Regions from separate parts of the Homo sapiens genome. Here region 1 is linked to region 2. The links are chromatin loops, found by intact Hi-C in ENCODE. Cell type or tissue: endothelial cell of umbilical vein. All regions are shown on one strand. Each heading gives the region's core, and the rest is flanking DNA. Links, peaks and the distances in the headings are about the cores only.

Region 1 (11,013 bases), core at 983-8,982, 220 kb before region 2:
GGAGAGCCTTTGCTTCTGAAGCTCTTCCGATGTCCCTCAGTTCAAAGTACTTGGCACACCCAAGTGCCATGCTTTGGGGTATTGTTCTCTGATCCCCAACAGAGTGCCATCACACACTCACTTCTCAGAGGCAGAACACTAAGAGCCATCTTTCTTTCCATCACTCTGACAATCAGTCATGAGGAAATCCTCAGGGCCAAACTCCAAAGTCTATCTCAAATCTGCCCACTTTCTTCCATTGCCAGTGCCTTTGTCCTCGGTCACGGTCACTTGGATAGTCAATATAGCTTCTTCCTTATCTTTCTGCTTCTGCTCGCACTTCCTCCCCTATCTCCAATTTATCCTCCCCAATTTGTGTTTAAATAAATACAAATCAGATTCTATCCCTCCTCTGCTTCTTATGTTCCTGCTGTCTTCGGAACTCAGTCTAAATCTCCCCACAAGACTTCCGCTGCCCACATGCCATTGCCCCTGCCTGTCTTTCTCTGATCTCTCACACCACCATCCCCTCGTTTGCTACGTTCTAGCCACAACGGCCTCCTTGCAATTCTAGAAGCAAACTAACCTTTTCTCCATAACTGAATCTCTCGATTTGCGCTTCCCTCTGCTTGGAATGTTCCTTTCCAGGTTTCTTCATCCTTCTCGTCTCACCTCATAACATCTCTGCATAAAGGCTTTCTCTGACTACCCTAACTAAAGTTGTTGCTCCCATCATTGCTTCATGAAGCTCCTTGTTTATTTCCTTCATAGCACATGTTACAATCTATAATTGTTTTGTTTATTATCTATCTTCACCAGAACAGAAGCTCCTTGAAGGCAGAGTCTGCCATGTTTACTGCCATAAATCCATGCTGATTACAGTGCCTGAGAGAAACTCATTAAGTATCTACTGAATTAAAATCTAATTTCTCAATCTTTCCTTCCAGAATTTTACTATTTTACAATTAACACCTAGATGCTGATAACCATGCTTCACTTGATGCTTATAGCAAGTTGAACAATGTCTGGGTTTTGACTCTAATTTAGGGTGTTAATTTACTAAGTTGGGGTCTAGAGATCACCTACTATATTGCCAATCAATAAATATAATAGCAATACTTCTCATCAGTATCAAAATTAACAGAAGGCTTTATTAACAAATTATATGGCTTTATTGAATGGAAGTGTTTCAACAAAGAATCAATGATCTGGTCAGGTGCGGTGGCTCATGCTTGTAATCCTAGCACTTTGGGAGGCTGAAGCAGGAGGGTCACTTGAGCCCAAGAGTATGAGACCAGTGTAAACAACATAGTGAGACCCTGTCTCTATAAAAAATAGAAAAAAATCAGCTGGGCATAGTAGGATGTATCTGTTGTCCCAGCTACTCAGAAGATGGAGGCAAGAAGATCCCTTGAGCCTGAGAGGTTGAGGCAGCAGTGACCCATGATCACACCACTGCACTCTAGCCTGAGTGACAAAGCAAAACTCTGTCTCAAAAAAAAGAAAAGAAAAAGAAAAACAAAACAAAAGAAAAGGCTGAGTGCAGTGGCTCATGCCTGTCATCCCAGCACTTTGGGAGGTTGAAGTGGGAGGACTGTCTGAGTCCAGGAGTTCAAGACCAGCCTGGGCAACATAGCGAGACCCTGTCTCTACAAAAAAGTAAAAAATTAGCTAGGCGAGGTGGCACATGCCTCTAGTCCCAGTTACTTGAGAGGCTAAGGTGGGAGGATCACTTGACCCTAGGAGTTACTGCACTCAGCCTGGGTGACAAAGACTCTGTCTCAAAAAAAAAAAAAAAAAAAAAATTGATAATCCTGAGCACTTCTCAATATCCCATTTCCCTCTTTAACCTCAGGACATCCCCAACCTTTTGCTCTTTTCTCTTCAATACATTACCAATTTCTGATTCATCCAATATTCAGTTCAACAAAAATTAATTCAAAGTCTACTATGTGCTGGGTACCGTGTTAGGAACTGGGTGTACAAAGGTGAAAGGATAACAAGTGGAGGATTAACAGACATGGTCTCCCTCCCCACAACTCCACATGTCACTGAATCCCCAAGGCCCTTCCCCAAGCACAGGCTCCTAAAGATGAAGCCACTATTGCCCAAGGGGAAGGCACATGATGTGTCTAGGAGATGAAAGACTTAAACAAACAAAAACTAGACTCGTATGTAACAGATAAAGATTTGGGAAGTATACTGGCTGAGCTTCCCCCTCCCCTCATGCCCACCCCTCCATATAAGCTTCTAGCCCAGACTGAGAATCCTGAGGATAGAGATCTGCAGCAAGAGTCAGATCCTGGCAAGGGCACCAAGGATGTCCCTGGCGAGGGAGGCCTTGCATCTCGAGTCTGTCAAGGGCTAAGTCTTGGGAGCTGGGGAGACCAGGGAGGGGCTGGTCATCCATCTATCCAACAAGTATTTCTTGAGCACCTACTATTAGCTAGCCACTGTTCTAGGTACTGAGTGTTCTGTGAATGAAATAGAGAAAAATTCCCCCTCATTCTTCTTTCATTCTGAGGGCGAAGAAGATTTCTATTTGTTTCCCAGGTGGAGCCTGAAAAAGTGAGCAACACTGCAGAATTCCCTCAACCCTCTTCACCTCACAGCTGAAGGATGGAAGAAATAGAACGGAAGTAGGAGTTGGGAGGGTGTGGGAAGGGAATATCTGCATCAGTCACTCAAAGTCCCTTACTATGTGAGATGTGTGAGAGACTAGCAGTTTTTGCGCATTAGAGAATTAGCTGAGCGAGGGTGGCAGAAGTGAAAGGGCCTCAGGTTGGGGACATGGAAGATGCAGAGTGCATGGCTTAACTGTGCTAAGCAGGGCAGTGCTGCTAACGTATCAATTAATGTGGGCAGAAACACAGCTGCACAATTAAAAACAATGGGATCAGTTTCCCCTTAGCAGAAGTCAGTGTGAAGAGATGCCCAACAACCCACGGACCAGATATTTCCCCCATCCCCAAAGTTATGATGCCAAGCAGGTCCCCAGAACTTTGAGGTCGTTCTCAAGAGCAAGAGGGAGAAAACAGGAAATCCTGAATTGACTGAGTTTAAGATGGAAGTAACTAAGAAAACAGAATAACCAAGGTTGTATTTTCTGCCACAGGAAATTTAAGATTTTGGTTTGTTTGTTTTTTTTTGAATTACAGACATATAGCTACTCCTTTGGGCACACTTGAGGTCATGGCTTGAAAATATTGTGTCCACAACTAAGCATGAATAAGATGCCATCTTGCCTTTGGGGGGCTCTTCCAGCTGCCAGACGGCCCTCTGTCCTTTCTCCAACCACCTCTTCTAAGTTACTACTAAGACAGCTCCTCAGTCTGCTCTCTGCCCTCTAGCCTTTCCTCATTCACTTGTAGCCCTCTACAACCTACTAATTTCAGTGAATACCCCAACATCTAGAAACTCGGGGGAAATCAATGCTACATCTCTGGGTTCCTGCCACACTACAGACAGATCCTGGCTTCAGATCAGACTTGAAGTGGTATGAAAGGAAAACCTAAATAAATAATATCGGGGCCAGTGCCAATGCCCACATGCATTCCCTCACTATTTCCTTAAACATTATTTAAAATTCTATGTGTTTTGAGCACTTCCTCCTTTTCAATAGACTCTCTTTAGCTAATGTTAACAATCAAGTGTCAACTAGGGATGAGGAAAGTTCTACAAAATTTCAAAAGACAGCCCTGCTGGTGGGGAACCTCGCTGGTGAGCTTAGAGGACTCCCAGTGTGCTGGCCATGCTGCTCTTCTTTTAAAAAGCCATGATGAATCTTCTTTGAAGACACTTCTAAAGTATATGCAAAAAATACAAAAAGCACTGAGAGGATGGCTGTATTCAATTGAGGGGCATTTCCAATGATACTTATTCAGCTAACAGACATTTACTGGGGCATTTACTATGTACTAAGCTCTGGATTAGAGGCAGAAACTAGAATGATGAACAAGACACAGCCCTTGCTCTCAAAAAACTACAGTGGCTTTGGTTTGATGGTGAGGGAAATAACAGGCAAGGACAACCCAGCAGAATCGGCACCAGATCTGAGGCAGGCACAGGGTGTCTTCAGAGCCCAGAGGAGGAGAACAATAGCCCCTGCCTTCCAAATGCCAGTGAAGGCTTTCTGGGAAAAGTGACATCTTAGCTAAATCCCAAGAATGAGCAAGATTCAGACAAATGAATAGGAATGGAGGACGGAGGCAAGGGGAGGGTTTTCCCTGCTGAGAAGTATGCAAAGCATGAGAGAATATGGTGTTTGGGGGAAGCAGTTCAGTGTACCAAGCTGGAACATCAGAGGCTGGGGGAAGAAAGGAGGTTAAAGGTGAGGCTGCAGGGGTGAGCACAGGCCAATGTGGGAAGGAGCTTACCTGCCACACTAAGTTGTTAGAACTTTATCCTAAGGGAGCTTCTCAGAATTGTGACTGATCAGAGCTTCATTTTAGGAATGTCCTAAGTCTCTAATTCTGTTTTGACCCCTGATTGCTTCCCTAACTTGCTCACCTCCAGTCCTTTCTTTACAATGCATTCACAGTCATCTTCCTACAGCAAGGATCTGGCTGTATCATGTCCTTGCTTAAAACACATCAAAGGCTCCCCATTGTTTTTCAGACGCAATAAAAACTCCTCAACATGGCTTATCCTACGTGCCACTTTGCCAGGGAAGCTCCAGGTTTACATCTGTTACCCTGGCATAATTTTTCACTTTCACTCTCTAAAGTGGCCTGACTGAACAATAAACATATGGCCACCTCTTCTACACCTGATCTTAGCCCAAAGGCCGGGAAGCAATATGGTCACCTTTACATATAAGACCTTGCTCACCTCTTCAAGGCCTCTCCTGCCATCCACCTCATCCTGAGGCTCTGCTAAACTTCCTTCCATTCTCCCAACTGGCCAAGTCTCTCTTGCCCACTCCTCCTGTTCCTCCCACCCCAGCCTCTCACATTGTTCATGCTGCCTGAGATTCTCTTCTCTCCTCACTTGGTTTGGCTCATTCTGCGTAGTAGGCAAAATAGTGCAGTGAACTGTTTTTCAAAATGTGGGTTGTGACCAATTAGTGGGTAGTGAAATAAATTTTGTGGGTCACATCTAAATTTTTTTAAAAAGTAAAATGACTAAGATAGATCAGAGTACACTGTCAATAAACATTGTTTTGTGAAACTGTGAAACTCTTGTTTTAGGGGTGTGTGTGTGTATATATATATACGTACGTGTGTGTGTGTGTGTGTGTGTGTGTATATATATACTGGGTCATGACATAAAAGGCATTTCTGACTGTGGGTCACAGTCAAAAGGTTTGAAACACATCAGCGTAGGCTCTGGGGTTACACCAGCAGCTTGGTCTAAATGCTGACTTTGCCACTTCCTAGTTCTGTGACTGAGGGCAAATTTTTAAAAATCTCTTTGTGGACTTTCTTCATCTGTCTCATAAGATTGTTATGAAGATTAAATGAGCTCGACCATTTAAAAGTACACCCAGCACACACAACATGAGTGTTGGCTACTGCTACTATCATCACCCATCCCTCTCATTCCAGCTTGGACATCACTTTCTCCAGAAAGCGCCCCCTGCTGTCCTAAGGCAGGGTTAGGTGCCCTCCTGTACATGTTCGTGTCCTCTCCCTATCCTGATACCTCATTTGTTTGATTAGGTCTGTTAAGCCACTAGACTGGAAGCTGCATAAAGGCAGGAACTTGTTCACCATTGACTACCTAGCAGTTAGCACAGTGCTTAGTACACAGTAGGCATTTAGTAAATTTCTGTGGGATGAATAACTTACCCTTTGAAAGAAACATACAGCTGTTTCATTCTAATAAAAAGTCAACTTGGAACTTCCACACTTGAGAGGTCATGGTCATTTTAATCAAGAATCTCTCAGTTTAGATTAGTCTTCGTTCTCCTAATTTGAACTGTCAAAGGGGTTGTATGACATTGTTATAATACATACACTCATTAGTAATGGGAAAAAGTTTAGGTTGGATGGCTTCTTGACCTAAAATTCATAAATAGTTCAAAAGTCAGTGTCTCTTAATATTCTTTTAATTATCACAATAATGAAAAAAGTTGGCCACTGCAGATAAAGAATGGCATGTTTAAATGTACTTACCACCCTTCTGGTCTTTTAATTGACTTCTACTGCAAGTGTGGCTTTGTTTTATTTATTCATTCTTATCAATGAAAGCCTTTAGTAGTCTCATTTATCTGTTTTTCATGCATGAATCATGCTTTCCCATATTTTTAAAGTAAAAAAGAGGGGGGAATTAAGTTTAAAAAGGTTTTAATTGGATGTCTTAATGTCAACCACATAATACACAGTTACTATGTTGATACCCTCTCGAATTTCTACAGTCAGTTCTATAATTTGAGGCACACTTTGCAATGCTCTGATGATTGATATAAAGACACTTTTAAGGAAATGTGAAGGCAGGCAGCAACTTTCCCCAAAATGGAGGACATTGTAAATGCATCCAATTTATGAACAACACACAAAAACTGTATGCAATGGCTTGAAAAGCAGCCTATATACCTAGAAGCAGCCAAAGAACACAGGCCAAAGTCAGTGCTGTGCTAGTGGCAGATTCACTAGGATATCAGAGAGTGGTCTGGGGACTCCTGGGTCACACTACTCCTTCCTAAATCAGACAAACACATAGTTACACAGTAAGTCAGATGCTGATAAGTGCTATAGAGTGAATGAGCAGAGAAGAGGGAGGAGCACCACTGGCAGTGGGAAGGTGTTGATTTTGAATAAAATGTCCAGGAAAGCCTCCCTGAGACTGTAACATCTCAACAGGATGTGAAAAGAATGAGAGCGTGAGAATGTGCCATGTGTGTAGGACTCAGAAAAAGGGCACTTCTCTGGCACACTGGAGAGGGAGCTTAAAAGCTCCATGAGATGGGACTGTCGGGATGGATCTATTACATACAATTTGCTCAGCCACCTTTTAATTGCCTTGGAGGACACTCTGTTCACTAAGGCATTTAAAAAGCATACTTTGATGGGGCACCAGCATCTCTGAAGAGCTCTGTAGTGGTTGTCATCTGTAGGCTGAGATGACCAGGGATAACAGGGATGGTGCAATGGAATTGGGTTTCCTGATCTCACTGGGAATACTGGGGTCCTGGAGCAGTAAAAGCAAATAGCAGTGCTTAACTCTTGGAGACAAGCTAGGCATGATAATCATAGTAAGCCACAGGGATGCCGTGGTATCCATTTTCTGTTTTTTGTTTTTTGTTTTCTTACTTTCAGGATGTGTGGTGGTGGTTAATGAATCACAGGACCTGTGGAAAATACATAGGCAGCCTACTAAGTGAGCTTAATATAAATAGACAGAAAACCTAACTACTGTCATTATAGGGGATTCATGGCCTCTTATCCAGCTCCTAAGCCTAGGCCAGTTCACAGAGCAAGAACTTCTTGAGGGGAAGGTCTGAGCCCTTTGAGAATGAATCCTGCAATGTAGCCACAGGTGTGTACAGTAAATCTTCCCCTAAGCCTCCCCTAGAGGTACCTGAAGCTATTCACAACAATGACTGTACTTAGATAAGTACTTATCCGATATTGGCTCTGAACTGACACTAATTTCTGGAGATCTAACAATGCCACCATAGTCTACTGGCCAGAGGAGGGACTTAAGAAACCAGGTGACACATGAAGTCTTGGCCTAGGAGCTACCTCACACCGAATCCAGCTAAACCACAGACCTACCTCTAGTTATTTCCATGGTCTCAGAATGTATGGTGAGAACAGACCTGCTTAGTAACCTGCAAAATTCTCCCCTCTGCTTCCACCACCCATGGAGTTCAGGTTATTAGGGTATTAGAGAGATCAGGCAGAACCGCTATAATTATACCACTTCCCCTCTAAAAATCTTTCTGGGGAAATTACAGAAATTAATGCCACCATCAAAGATTTCAAAGTTGTAGGGGTAGTGATTCTTACCACATTCCAGTATAACTTGCCTGTTTTTCTGAAAAGCCATGTGGACTGTCAAGGATGACGGTAGATTATTGCAAATATAATCAGGTGATGGTACCATGCATAGCTATAGTTCCAGTTGTGGGCTCTTTACTAGGGCAAATCAACACAGCCCCAGACATCTATAGTATATAGGTGTCAACCTAGACACTTTCCTAAAATCCCTATTAATAAAGATAATGAGAATCAGTTAACTTTCATGTGACAGGGACAACAGTATACTGTCTTTACTGTCTTGCCTTATGGCTGTGTCAACTCTGCTATGTCCTTCAATAGAGGCAAGAGGGACCTTAAATCTCTTGATGTCTGTCCCACAGAGCAACACACTGGCTATCACATTGATGATACAGTGCTAAGTGGACTTATGCAAGAAGTGGCAAGCACTCTTGATGCTACATGTATGTAGAAGGTGGCCAATAAGTCCTGGGAAAGTTCAAGGGAATGCCACATCTGTGACGTTTTTAGAGTATCCACTGGTCTGGAGCATGTCAGGATATCCCCTCTAAAGTCAGAGACATGTTATTGCATCTTGAAATGCCCAACATAAGGAAAGAAACATGATAATCATGGGCCTCTCTAAACTTTGGAGGCCATGGGTATGCTGCTGTCTCTATTTACTGCCAGTTTTGAGTGAGGACCAAAGCAAACAAAAGGCCCTGCAGCAGGTCCAGGCCACTGGATAAGCTGCCCCGACACCTGGATCATATAACTTAGCAGAACCAAGGGTAAGGGAAGTGCCTGAGGCAGACAGGTGATCAATGGAGCCTCTGACAGGCAGCAGTAGGAAAATCACAGAGCAGACCCCTGGGAGTGGACCACTAGGGCTTTGGAGTAAGGTCATGCGTTCTTCTGCCTACAACTATTAGCCACCTAAAAAACAACACTTGGCTTGCTACTACACCCTGATAAAGACTGAATGCTTGACCACAGGACACCAAGTGACTCTGTCAGCTCACATTATGGGTGTTACCTGATCCATAGAGATGAAACTGGATGTACGCAGTAGCATTCCACTGTCAAATCAAAATGACATAGATGAGGGCTGGGTGTGATGGCTCACGCCTGTAATCCCAGCACTTTGGGAGGCTGAGGCAGGTAGATCACAAGGTCAGGAGATCCAGACCATCCTGGCTAACACAGTGCAACCCCGTCTCTACTAAAAATACAAAAAATTAGCCGGGTGTGGTGGTGGGCGCCTGTAGTCCCAGCTACTCGGGAGGCTGAGGCAGGAGGATGCTGTGAACCCGGGAGGCGCAGCTTGCAGTGAGCCGAGATCAAGTCACTGCACTCCAGCCTGGGCGACACAGTGAGACCCCATCTCATAAAAAACAAAAACAAAAACAAACAAACAAACAAACAAAAAAAAAACGACATAGATGAAACCAGTCCTGAAGCCCATGTAAACAATGCAAGCAGGTGGCTCATACTCCATGGAGCATGATCCCACTCTTTCACTGCCTCTTCCTCAACCTACACCTAGAGCTAGAGCTTCATGGATAATTCTCTATTGTCAATCAAAAGGAGTATGTATAGGATTGGTTTAAACATGAAATTAGCCAGGATTGCTAATACGTCAAGTATGCCAGCGCTACCCAGAAGTGGGTAACTGCAACACTACAGCCCACTCAGAAGTGCTCCTGAAAGACCGCAGGAGAATCCTCCTAGTTGACAGCATTGGAAACAGTATATCTTCACACAGGACATCCTGGAAGACAAGATACCTAATGGGTATTGGCCGGGGACTTAGAAAGAGTAACAAGGAGGCATGTGGATGGACTTTTCAGGATGTGCACACAATGTGAAGATATTTATTTCACTATAAATGCTTGCTAGGGGACGTTCACTGTGGAAGAGGTCTCAAAAATCAGGTGGGAAAAATGCTCGACTTAGTGGCTGTCAATAATCTTCTTTCCTAGTCATTCCAGTGGTTCTTCAGTGGGCCATGTAGCAAGGATGACCTCAACAGGCAGGGGCTCAACAACATGACTGCTCCTCACCAAGGTGACCTGGCTGCCACAGATGCGGAGCATCCAGAATGCCCGGAGTGGTAGCTAATGCTACATCACTAGCAGGGAAAACAGCCAGTTACCAGGTGGCAGGTTGATTACATTGGATCCCTTTGTCTTTTTTTTTGTTTTGTTTGAGATGGGAGTCTTGCTCTGTCGCCCAGGCTGCAGTGCAGTGGCACAATCTCGGCTCACTGCAACCTCTGCCTCCCAGGCTCAAGCAATCCTCCCACCTCAGTCTCCCGAGTACCTGGGATTACAGGTGTGCACCACTATGCCTGGCTAATTTTTGTATTTTTAGTAAAGGTGGGGTTTCACCGTGTTGGCCAGGCTGGTCTTGAACTCCTGACCTCAAGTGAGCCGCCAACCTCAGCCTCCCAAAGTGCTGGGATTATAGGTGTGAGACACTGTGCCCGGCCCAGTGCTTTGTCTTCACAGGGAGAGACACATTGTGGGTGCAGCTTCGCCTTCCCTTCCTGCAGCCCTCTGCCAGCACCACCGTTTGTACACTTAGAGAACACCTTATTTATTTTCACAGCACCTTACAAACAACCCTATGCAAACTAGTCCAGAGTATAAAAAAGAGCAAATATATTCCAACTCTTTTGTGAGTGTAGCATGACCTCAGAATCAGAATATGACAAAGAGAATTTTAGAAAAAACAGCCCTAGCTAATTTACTCATAGACATAGATGCAAAACTCCTAAACAAAATATTAGCAAATCAAATCCAGTAATACATATCAAAGATAATATATCACAGCCAAATTCAGCTTATTCCAGGAATTCAAGGTTATTTTAATATCTGGAAATCAACTAATTTATGAAATTAACAGCCTAAAGGAGAAAAACCTGTAACTATCCATATAAATGCTAAAAATGGAGAAACTCAACATATAGTCAAGATAAAACTGTTAAGGAACGGAGAGCTGCAAAAACACACATTAAGCCTCTATCTTAATGACAAAATGTTTAAATCATTCTCATTAAGTCTAGGAAGTCCACGATCACACTTTCATTCAGCACTGTGTAAGTCATTCC
Region 2 (11,013 bases), core at 2,118-10,117:
AATGGCACGATCTCGGCTAACTGCAACCTCCATCTCCTGGGTTCAAGTAATTCTCCTGCCTCAGCCTCCCCAGTAGCTGGCATTACAGGTGCCTGCCACCACGCCTGGCTAATTTTTTTTTTTTTTTTCGCTCTTGTTGCCCTGGCTGGAGTGCAACGGCGCAATCTTGGCTCACTGCAAACTCTGCCTCCAGGTTCAGGCAATTCTCCTGCCTCAGCCTCCCAAGTAGCTGGGATTACAGGTGCCCGCTACCATGCCCAGCCCATTTTTTGTATTTTTAATAGAGGGTTTCACCATGTTGGCCAGGCTGGTCTCAAACTCCTGACCTCAGGTGATCCACCTGCCTTGGCCTCCCAAAGTGCTAGGATTACAGGTGTGAGCCACCTTGCCTGGCCCTGATACAGTTTCTTAAGAGCTGCTGGAAGACCCCCAGGATGGGGAGGTGGGGATTTGTCCAGGATGAAGTACAAGCACACGGCCTGCACCCCCAGGCCCATCTCCAGGGCTCAGATATGCTCAAAGATCGGGGGACGTGGAACTCCAGGAATGGTACAGGTGGAGTTTTTGACTCTTGGCCACCAGTGACCCCAGGGCGAGGTGGTACCATCTGAGCAGGGCATGCCTCTGTGGGCGTGTAGACACCGTGTGCCTCACCAGTGCCTTTCCCCACCCAGGTCATTGCTGTGGTCATGGACCTCTTCACTGATGGTGATATCTTTCAAGACATTGTGGATGCTGCCTGTAAGCGCCGGGTCCCAGTGTACATCATCCTGGACGAGGCAGGAGTGAAGTATTTCCTGGAGATGTGTCAGGACCTGCAGCTCACTGACTTCCGGATTCGGGTAAGTTGCACCACTGGGGTGGAAAGTGGACAGGAGATGAGACAGAGACTACCTCTGCCCCGTCCTGCAGCTCCCCCCTGCCTCTTCCCTGAATGGGGGCTCAGGCGAACTTCAAGATCTCAACACCTTTCCTTTTGTTGAAAGTCAAGCCTTTAACCTTGGCTTTACTGTTAACTACTGAATCATATGCCCAGTTTCAATTTTATCCCTAGGCTGCTGAGACTGAAGGAGGGAGCTCTGGGCTGGTCCTGGGGTGCTTAGCCTGCAGAATCACTGATGTCAAAGTGAGGGCTGTTGTTCTCTTCTGGGGCCTTTTGAGAAGAGGCAGGAACCACCCTGGGCTTGTCCATGCCTGAAGCAAGATTTGGGGACTTCTTCCTGCTCGCCAAAGAGGGTTCCCTATGGAAGGCTGTAGGAAGCAGAGCGTCTAGTGAAGACAGGAGCCTGCAGGCAGGGTCCATACACAAGGGGGCTCTTCCTCTGCAGAAGCAAGGACCTGGCACGGAGGCTGGCCCAACCCAGGTGACAGGGCCTTCTGCTCTTCCCAACAGAACATCCGTGTCCGCTCTGTGACAGGCGTCGGCTTCTACATGCCCATGGGGAGGATCAAGGGGACCCTGTCATCAAGGTTCCTGATGGTGGACGGTGACAAAGTGGCCACTGGATCTTACAGGTGAGTTGGGCCGGATCAAAGAAGGGCCCAGGAGGCCTTGATTCCAGGTAGGTGTTCAGGAAGATGCCAGACCGGAGCCTCCGTCATCATGAGTGTGTAACAGGGATCATCTGACGCAATAGCAAAGGACAGCTTTCTGCCCAGTCCCTTCCCTCAAACTTCCTGGTTGATGGATTATTCTAAAAAGAGGGTCAACTCTTCCTAGGCATTACGCACTGTCTGTTTTTCATGGTCCATTTGCAGCCAGTTGCATTTTGAGGCTAGTCATTAGGTAGGACAAGCAGGAAGTGGGATGCACCAGATCTGGAAAGAAACGGGAAGGTGTGGTGTGCAGGGAATGTCGCCAGAATTTTTTTTTTTTTTTTTTTTTTTGAGACGGAGTCTTGCTCCGTTGCCCAGGCTGGACTGCAGTGGCATGATCTCGGCTCACTGCAACCTCTGCCTCCCGGATTCAAGCGATTCTCCTGCCTCAGCCTCCCTAGTAGCCGGGATTACAGGTGCCTACCACCATGCTCAGCTAATTTTTGTATTTTTAGTAGAGAAGGGGTTTCACCATGTTGGCCAGGCTGGTCTCGAACTTTTGACCTCAAGTGATCCGCCCGCCTCAGCCTCCCAAAATGCTGAGATTACAGGTGTGAGCCTGGCCTCAGAATTCTGATTTTAAAATAATTTAGCAGGAACACGAGAGACTGTATCTGTGTAATCTCTGCCCTCCAAGTAAATTAAAATATAGGTGACGAGAAGAGAGAGCTGAGCACATGAAACAGTGAATAGCAGGGTAAGTCCTGTCACATGGTCAGAGTATGGGTTTCTGCAGACACTAAGTGCTTAAAAAAATCAGAAAAGAACCAATACAGAGTAGAATAATATTCATAATAGTGGCAGCTGCAGTTACTATTTTTTAAATGTGTGTTTGTGCCAGGGACTGAGCTAAATGTTTTATATGAGTTACTTCATTTGTGCCTCACAACAACCCTGTGAACATATGTCCTGGGAGCCCCAGCTTACAAGGCACATGAGAATATAAACCAGGTTTAAATGCAGGCCTGACTTCCCATGCTCTTTCCCTGCACCCACTGCCTGCTTGCTTCATTTGAGGCCAAGCTCTGGGGAAAGGGAGGCTACGGGTGGGTGGAGGGAATCAGTCCAGCGTGTGGCCCACAAGGAGCCGTACACCTGCAGCAAGGGTCTGGCCACAGCGGAGGGGCAGGTGGGGGCGGGGGCAGGGCAAGAGAGAGGCCTGGGCACATGTGTCTTGCTTTTCTGTCCCCACGTTCCCAGGTTCACCTGGAGTTCCTCCCATGTGGACAGAAACCTCCTCCTGCTCCTGACAGGACAGAACGTAGAGCCCTTTGACACGGAGTTCCGGGAGCTGTACGCCATCTCCGAGGAGGTGGACTTGTACCGGCAGCTGAGCCTGGCGGGCAGGGTTGGCCTCCATTACTCCTCCACTGTGGCTCGAAAGCTTATCAACCCCAAGTACGCCTTGGTGTCAGGCTGCCGCCACCCGCCTGGGGAGATGATGCGCTGGGCTGCCCGGCAACAGCGGGAGGCGGGCGGCAACCCGGAGGGGCAGGAGGAGGGCGCCAGCGGTGGCGAGTCGGCCTGGCGCCTGGAGAGCTTCCTGAAAGACCTGGTTACGGTGGAGCAGGTGCTGCCCCCCGTGGAGCCCATCCCCTTGGGAGAGCTGAGCCAGAAGGATGGCAGGATGGTCTCTCACATGCACAGAGACCTGAAGCCCAAATCCCGAGAGGCACCCAGCCGAAACGGCATGGGAGAAGCGGCCCGGGGGGAGGCCGCCCCCGCCAGGCGCTTCAGCAGCAGGCTCTTCAGTCGCCGAGCCAAGAGGCCTGCGGCGCCCAATGGCATGGCCAGCTCTGTCTCCACCGAGACCTCTGAAGTGGAGTTTCTGACGGGGAAGAGGCCCAACGAGAATTCCAGTGCTGACATCTCAGGTGAGCCCTCTTCCCTCTGGCCTGGTGCCTCCCCAGGCCTCTGGCCCTCGCCCCGCATCGGCTCTTATCCAGGAGCACTGCCTCATACCTGCAGAGGAGTAGATTCCATCTGTGGGCACAGAGAGGGCAGGAGCTCTGGGGTTCCGGGGTCCTTGGTTCCCATTCTGGCCCCGGCCATTAGCTGCCTGGAGGCCTTGGGCAAGTCCTGCAGCTCTGAGTTTCATTTTCCTCTTCTCTGAAAAAAGAGAAGGATTCCAGGCTTGGCATGGAGGGGTCTCAGAGCTTCTAATGCTACTGCTAGAAGGCATTCAGATCAGCCCTCATGGTAACCCAACAAATCAAATAAGCTGAGAAACTTTCTCCTTTGTAAGTGAAGAAACGGGGGCTCTGCACAGTGGGGTGCATGGCTGCAGCTCGACCCTGGCTCTGAGTTGAGGGCTCTTTCTAGCAAACCTTTTCCCTTGCCAGATCACCTATTGTCAGGATCTCACCTGGTTAGACACACCCCACCCTCCCCTGTACCCTACTGGTGCCCTGACCCAGTTTCCTGTCTCTGTGACGGGCAGTCCGACTTGGTTTCTCCACGTCCCTCTGCTGAGTGCTGTCTGCCCAGCTGCTTGTCCCTGGGTGGGATTGTTCCATGGCAGCGTCTTTCTGGGCATCTCTCTGGGATCCCCAGGAGGCCCTGGACTTTATGTCTCTCTCTGCAGCAGTCTCTGGGGTGGCCTTTCAGGTGGCTGGTGGCGGTGCCTTTCTCATCTCTGCATCCCTGAGTCAGGGGACTTTCCATGGTGGGGTTTCTCCCTCCATCGCTGTGGAGCCCAGTGATGAGAACTGGGCTCTGGCTGGCCAGGTGGGCGATGGCAGGGCCTGAGGTCTTGTGTGCCCGGCCCAAGGGCTTCCAGGACTCCTGCATTCCTGCACACCAGCTTTAACCGGATTGTGATGGTGTGAGAGCAGGGAGCACAAGTGTCATCCCCTCTGCTAATTCCCCAGCACTGCTTTGGAGTCTGACACATTCTGTGCTCAGGAAATGTTGGCTAACTTTGCTTCTTGGAGTTGGAACAGGCCTGGGCGCCTCTGTGGCTGTGGGCACAGTGGGAGTGTCAGGGCGTTCCTTCTGTTTGGCCTGGAGACGTTGACTGAGCTGCTGGCTTGCCAGGTCCTGCACAGGCACTCTCTCTCCCCTTCTGCCCCCACAACCACCCTTCAAGCACAGAGGTGGCAGATGGCTCGGAGAGGTGAATGAAGTGGTCCCAGGTCACAGGAAGTGGTAGTAAGGCCAGGATTCAAGACCAGGCATGGGCACAGCCATGTTCTGTCAGGGGAGGGGTGGCTGGCCCCATCCCCATTCCTCCTGGGCTCCCTGGCTCCCCTAACACCAGCTGCTGCTGCTGCTGCTGCTCCTGCTCTGTACCTCTGGTTTGGAGGAAGGGTTGCCATGGTGAACACCTGGCAAGGGAGCGAGGGGAAGAGGGGAAGGAGGTGGAAGAGGGGAAGGAGGGGGCGAGCCGACAGCAGCAAGGACTATTTCCCGAGTCCTGACTGAAGTGGAGTGGAAGCTTTCTCTTCCTTCAGCCCCTCGCCCTGAGATGCAGTTTCCATGGAAACTCAAAGCCCATTGTCTTGTCCCTTCCCGCTGCCTTCTGCGTGTCCCTCCACATCCATGTCCCTGCTCCCACATCTCGGGTGGTCACGGCGGCCCTGCCCCTGCTGCCGCTCTCTGGTGTCTGCACATGGTGCCCAGGAGCCAGCCTTGCAGACACAGACGGTACCCTTGGGAAGCTCCTCTCCAGGGCACCTGATGCTGGGATAGAGAGAGAGAGGGAATAGTGAGGGCGAGGGCACGGACAGCCAGGAAGGTCCGGGGATGCCCGGAACCATCATCCCGTTCCTTGTCCGTCCTTTAGACGAACACAGAGCAGCCTCCTCCGGTAAGGCTTCTGCCCACCTGGGTGGGCGCCCAGTACCTGCAGTCCTGAAATTCACGCACCTTTCCTCTCCCTCCCAAGGCCTGAGGGAGAAGCAGCAGCTCCTCTCCTGTCTTTTGCTGGTTTTGTTTGTTTTTAAGACAATGTCTCGCTGGAGTGCAGTGGTGCGACCACAGCTCATTGCAACCTCAACCTCCTCGGTTCAAGCGATTCTCCCACCTCAGCCTCCTGAGTAGCTGGGCTCACAGGTGTGTGCCACCATGCCTGGCTAATTTTTTAAATTGTTTGTATAGACAGGGTCTCATCATGTTGCCCAGGCTGGTCTCCTGGCCTCAAGTGATCCTCCTACCTCTGGGCCTCCCAAAGCGCTGGGATTATAGGCACAAGCCACCGCGCCTGGCCAGGAGCTCCTCTCCTAAGAGGCCCTTTTTCACGGCCTCCAGCTTCCCACACCATGGCCAAGTGGGGCTGCTTCAGTGTCTCCCCTCAGGCAGCAGCAGCTAAGCAGCCAGGACTGCATGTGTGAGAAGGTGGGCCCCTGACAGCATGGGGCACCCACCGTGGGAATCAGTGAGAACCTGAGCTCCTGCCTTTGGGCCCCCATGCAGGGAAAGTGTCCCCTTCCCCTGGTAAATGTTCAGAACCTCCCAGAGCAGCTGCCACCTGGCTCTCAATTCGGGACACATTGCTCCCTGTACCCAGGACACATCCGTCCCCTCCCTGGGGCTGTGTTCTCATCTAGAAGGTGGGGGAGTGCACCATTGAGGGTTTCCGAGGTCCCCTGGAGTTCAGATTCTGCCTCTGTTCTTTCTGTCTCTGCTGCCCTCTTGTCAAGGGAGAACCTGAGTTGATGACAGTTTCTGTCATAAGAGAAAAAATAGAAAAAGCTCAGAGCTGACAGCCTGTAAAATTGCTTGATAAGGAGTATATAGTTGTCAAACAGCATGCAAATTTTTGCAAACCCAGGTGTGGCCCTTGGGAGAACCTTAGGGAAGTTGCTTCCTCCTTTCCGGCTGGGGATCCAGCTGGGGGCCAGGGGTGCCCAGCGGTTTCAAGGCTCACGGCGCACTCTAGTGGCAGAAGCTAGGCGCCTCTTCTACGTCTTCCCTCCGCCCTCGCCTCCTGCTGGGAGTGTTCATCCCTTATTCTGGAGCTTCTGTGCCCTCCGCACAGGCTCCCTGGGTCAGGGACCCCCAAACTCACAGAGCAGCCTCAGTGGAGAGCCTTGGTAAACATGCAACGAGGCCAGGCGCGGTGGCTCATGCCTGTAATCCCAGTGCTTTGGGAGGCTGAGCTGGGAAGATCCCTTGAGCCCAGGAGTTCCAGACTAGCCTGGGCAACATAGCAAGTCCCCATCTCTTAAAAAAAAATTTAATTAGCTGGGGGTAGTGCCGTGTGCCTGTAGTCCCAGCTACTTGGGAGGTGGAGGCAGGAGGATCACTTGAGCCTGGGAAGTCGAGGCTGCAGTCAGCTGTGATTGTGCCACTGCACTCCAGTCTGGACGACAGAGAGACCCTGTCTCAAAAAAATAAAAGCAAAAGTAAATACAAATTTTAAAATGCAACAAATACGCTTGGAGAGGCCGAGGCAGGTGGATCACCTGAGGTCAGGAGTTCGAGACCAGCCTGGCCAACATGGTGAAACCCTGTCTCTACTGAAAATACAAAAATTAGCTGGGCATGGTGGGAGGTGCCTATAATCCCAGCTACTTGGGAGGCTGAAGCAGGAGAATCACTTGAACCCAGGAGGCAGAGGCTGCAGTGAGCTGAGATCACACCAGCCTGGGTGACAGAGCGAGACTCCATCTCAAAATAATAATAATAGAATTTTTAAAGATAAAAATAAAATCCAACAAATAGAGTCTGTACCACTGGGCAGGGCTTAGGAATCTGCATTTTAAATTAGGGCCCTCATTTTCCAGTGTAGCTCCCCAGTGCAGAGGGTCCTCAGACCAGCCGACTCCGTGGCGACTGAGGAAACACAGATGAGGCCCTGCCCTTTGAGTGCTGCCAGCCTAGGGGAGGAGATCCCTGTGCTGTGCCTGAGACCCCACCCAGTTCCCCCAGGGAGATGACTGGGAAATGGCCAACACTTTTGAAGTGGCGAGAGACATGGTGCCATACTCCATCACATGGAACTGGCGTCCTCCTCGCTGCCATCCTGCCTGATGACAGCATCTCACAATGAGACCCCCAAGGTTCAGAGAGGCCAGGCCCTGTGTCCGTGGCTGCCCAGGGAGAAAGGGCAGTGTGATCTCCTGCCTCCCCAGCCTTCTGCAGATATCATGGCCATCTCCAGAAGGCTAGGATCGGCACCGTTTCCCTGCACCTTTAAAGACTGTTTGGGCCCGGCGTGGTGGCTCATGCCTGTAATCCCAGCACTTTTGGAGGCCTAGGTGGGCAGATCATGAGGTCAGGAGATCGAGATCATCCTGGCTAACACGGTGAAATCCTGTCTCTACTAAAAATACAAAAAATTAGCCAGGCATGGTGGCACTTGCCTGTAGTCCCAGCTACTCGGGAGGCTGAAACAGGAGAATCTCTTGAACCCGGGAGGTGGAGGTTGCAGTGAGTGGAGATCACACCACTGCACTCCAGCCTGGGTGACACAGTAGGAATCTGTCTCAAAAAACAAAACAAAACAAAACAAAAAACTGTTCGGAAGAACCAGAGCCCCAAATAGAGGACCAGCCCTTTCCCACGGTGTTGTGGGGGCCGAGAGGAAGATGACAGCAGCAACTTGCTTCCCAGAGTGCCTCGGGGTCCTTTCCTGCCCCAGAGTCCCTGGGCCTGTGCTTTGCTTCCCAGTTTCTCTGAGGTGACCTGCAGTGACAGTCCCTTTCCAGAACTCTCCTGGGGTCCCTGGATTTATGTGTGGTTGGCCCCCTGGCTGGCAGTGTGGTCTGGCTCTGTAGAGCTGTGGCTGCTGGGCCGCTGGATTGGGGGACTTGTTCTCCTGTGTCATCCCTTGGGGCCGCAGGTCTCAGATCTCTCTCTTGCTCTTGCTGCGTCTGGGGCATCTGCTGCTGTTATTACTGTTGTTACTAGGATTGTGCTAAACCCCTAAGTAGCTCGCCGTTGCTGTCTCATGCATTTTATTCAATAAATATGTGTCTACGAAGTGTCTGCTCTGTGCCAGGCCCTGCTCTAAGTTCCTGGCACAGCTGTGAACAGAATGAACATGGTCCTTGCTTTTATGGAGCATGTTACCCTGGGGAGAGACGAGGATTAGGGGAGGATGACCCTTCTATAAAGGGTGCCAGGGAAGGCCTCTCTAACCAAGGAGCCTCGGAGCAAGACTTCAATGGAAGGAGAGGGCCCTGTGGACATCTGAGGGAAGATTCTTCCAGATACAGGGAATGCGAAGCCCTGGAGCCTGTGCATGCGGTTTGCACATCATTGTCCTTGTCATGGCTTCCATGTGGGTGACCTCTGCCTCCCTCTCTCCCGCACCACCTCACCTGCCAGCAAACCAGACTGACTGCAGGTCCCGAGTGCCCCAGGCTGCCACCCTCACCCCATGCTTATGTCACATGGCTCCGCTCCGCTGAGCGGCCCCTCCTCCCACCCTGCACCCGTTTTCAGCTCCACCTTGGCGTCACCTCTGAAGCTCCCAGGCCACGCATACTTTGTAAAAAAGACTATTCTGGTCATTTATACACCTTCCCTGTTCACCTGAGCAGGGCTGACTCCCCACACGTGGTCAGCTCCCAATATGTGAGCACTCAGGGAATGACAAGGGACACAGAGTTTGTCCTCAAGCCAAGCCAGTTTCTCTGTCCTGTCCGGGGCTAGGAAATGAATTCTGAGTCTAGGTGCTGTCTCCAGGCTTTCACCCTGCCTTACAAAAAAGTGGGGAGCATGGTGCTGGTGAAGATGGGCCCTGCCCCTGCCTTGCCAGGCTTCTCCCGGAGGCAGCCAGCCGGGTGGTGTGCAGGCTTGGGAAGCAGCTACCCCCACCACCACCCACCACCATCCCACCCCCAGCTACACCGCCTCCCCTGTTTAACGATCTGGAGGTTGATTTGCTTACCTGCCTCCAAAATGCTGCTGCCTCTGGGGAGGAACTGACATCTGCTTAGTGGGCCACGCAAATCAAACCAGCTGATGGGGGGAAATGGGGACGAATGTGTCCATTGCAGCAGTGAGTGACTCTAAGATGGCCGCATTTCATCCCACTAGCAGAGCCGCCCCAGACGTGCTCGGCACCACTGCGGAAAGTGACCCCCAGCGCCTTGGCCATGGAGCCCTTGGGGCGCAGCCTCCTGCCCAAAGGTGGGGGAACACCCTTAATGAGGGTGCAGCTGGATTTGTGGTCAGTCCTGAAGAGCTCGTTCAGTCTGCCTGGATGGATGAGGCCCGAGGCCGTGGGTCACAGTGCAGTGGGCAGGAGCAGCAGCCTGTGTGGCAGGGCAGGGCTCCAAGTTGGGCTCTGTTCAGTGGGTCCTGCTCATGGCCCAGGAGAGGAGGCAGACATGGCCTTAATTAAATTCACAGCTGAAGTGATACTGGAAGGTTGTGTGAGCACCAGAGAGGCAGCCCTTGCTGTGTGGAGGGGAACTGGCAGGAAATAACACGAGCGCCTTCCACCTGGGGAAAGGCAGCCAGCGCTCCGAGGACATGGGCTCCCCGCTCCAGCGCCTGACACCTCGCAGGCCTGCAGGTGTCAGGCCTGCCTCGCTACTCCCCTGCACTCCCTCCGGAGGTCCGAGAGCAGGAATCCAGCCAAAGGAACCGCAGGCCTCATCTCAGGACTGTAAAGAGAGTGGGAAGGAATGGTAGAGGCCTGGGGAAGAAGAGAAATCAGCTTCTCTGGCCGGGGGCGGGGGACAGCTTTCTCTCCCCCTTCCCTCCCTACAGGCAGCGCGTTCCTCTCTGTCCTCCCTTCAAAGGCGCGTCCTAAGCAGTGTGATCCACCCCACGGTGGCAGCTCTTGGCCAGCGCCAGCCTTTCCTGAGGCGCCAGCTTTCCTTCTTCCAGCCTAGGCGGCCTGTGGCGGAAGGAGCTGGAACTGGACCGGGAAGGCCAGGTTCTGGCACTGTCGCTGGCTGGCTCTGGGAGCTGTGGGCACCTCAGCGGTAGAATGCGGCAGCCCGGGAGGGGAACCAGAGAGAAGGACCGCAGTCTTACTTTGCAGGCGGTGGAGCTGCATGTACTAGCTGGTAGTGAGCGGCCTCTTGGCTAGACGTGTGTGTGTGTGTGTGTGTGTGTGTGTGTGTGTGTGTGTGTGTGTGTGTGTGAAAGCAAGTTTATTAGAAAAGTAAAGAAACAAAAGAATGGCTAGTCTGTAGACAGAGCAGCCAAGACTTTGGACTTGATGGTTGTTGTCATTGATTCTGCAGCCTGGATCCTTCCCCGACCCCTCTTTGGTCAGGAGATGGCTGTCACCTTGATGTCCCACCCAGTGGGGCTCCTGCCGAGGCTGCTGAGACAGGCAGAATCTTCCCTTCTACTTTCCCGGGTGCCCTATTGACTTGGTTTCCAGATCAGCAGCTTGGGAGGGAGACAGTGACCCCAGCCCCTCAACTGGAGATGTGGACAGCACACAGGGTAGGAACTGAAGCTGAATCCACCAAGCGTTTCACTTACATCCTTCCCCGCCTCTGTCCCTTG

Evidence for each region. Peaks named below come from ENCODE experiments on the same cell type or tissue, not always from the same donor. Only the 100,000 strongest peaks of a DNase experiment are listed, where the experiment ranks them.
Region 1: a loop joins it to region 2, with 2.6 times the contacts of the local background. A loop is called at or near these places in 2 of 110 quality-filtered maps.

What each region holds. Positions count from the first base shown.
Region 1 is chr22:39,802,691-39,813,703 of GRCh38, forward strand. The region is part of intron 5 of ENTHD1 (ENTH domain containing 1); the gene reads right to left. Among named protein-coding and RNA genes, the nearest start is that of ENTHD1, 86 kb to the right of the region's middle. In endothelial cell of umbilical vein, for the core only: a CTCF peak has its summit at 5,573 (motif pointing left); no DNase peak of the experiment used is centred there; H3K27me3 peaks cover 1,596 bases.
Region 2 is chr22:40,018,494-40,029,506 of GRCh38, forward strand. FAM83F (family with sequence similarity 83 member F) reads left to right here. Exons shown (of 5, transcript NM_138435.4): 2 at 675-842; 3 at 1,394-1,515; 4 at 2,797-3,470. Among named protein-coding and RNA genes, the nearest start is that of TNRC6B-DT, 21 kb to the right of the region's middle. RefSeq lists enhancers at 4,187-4,687, 4,688-5,188, 6,607-6,676. In endothelial cell of umbilical vein, for the core only: a CTCF peak has its summit at 6,501 (motif pointing left); no DNase peak of the experiment used is centred there.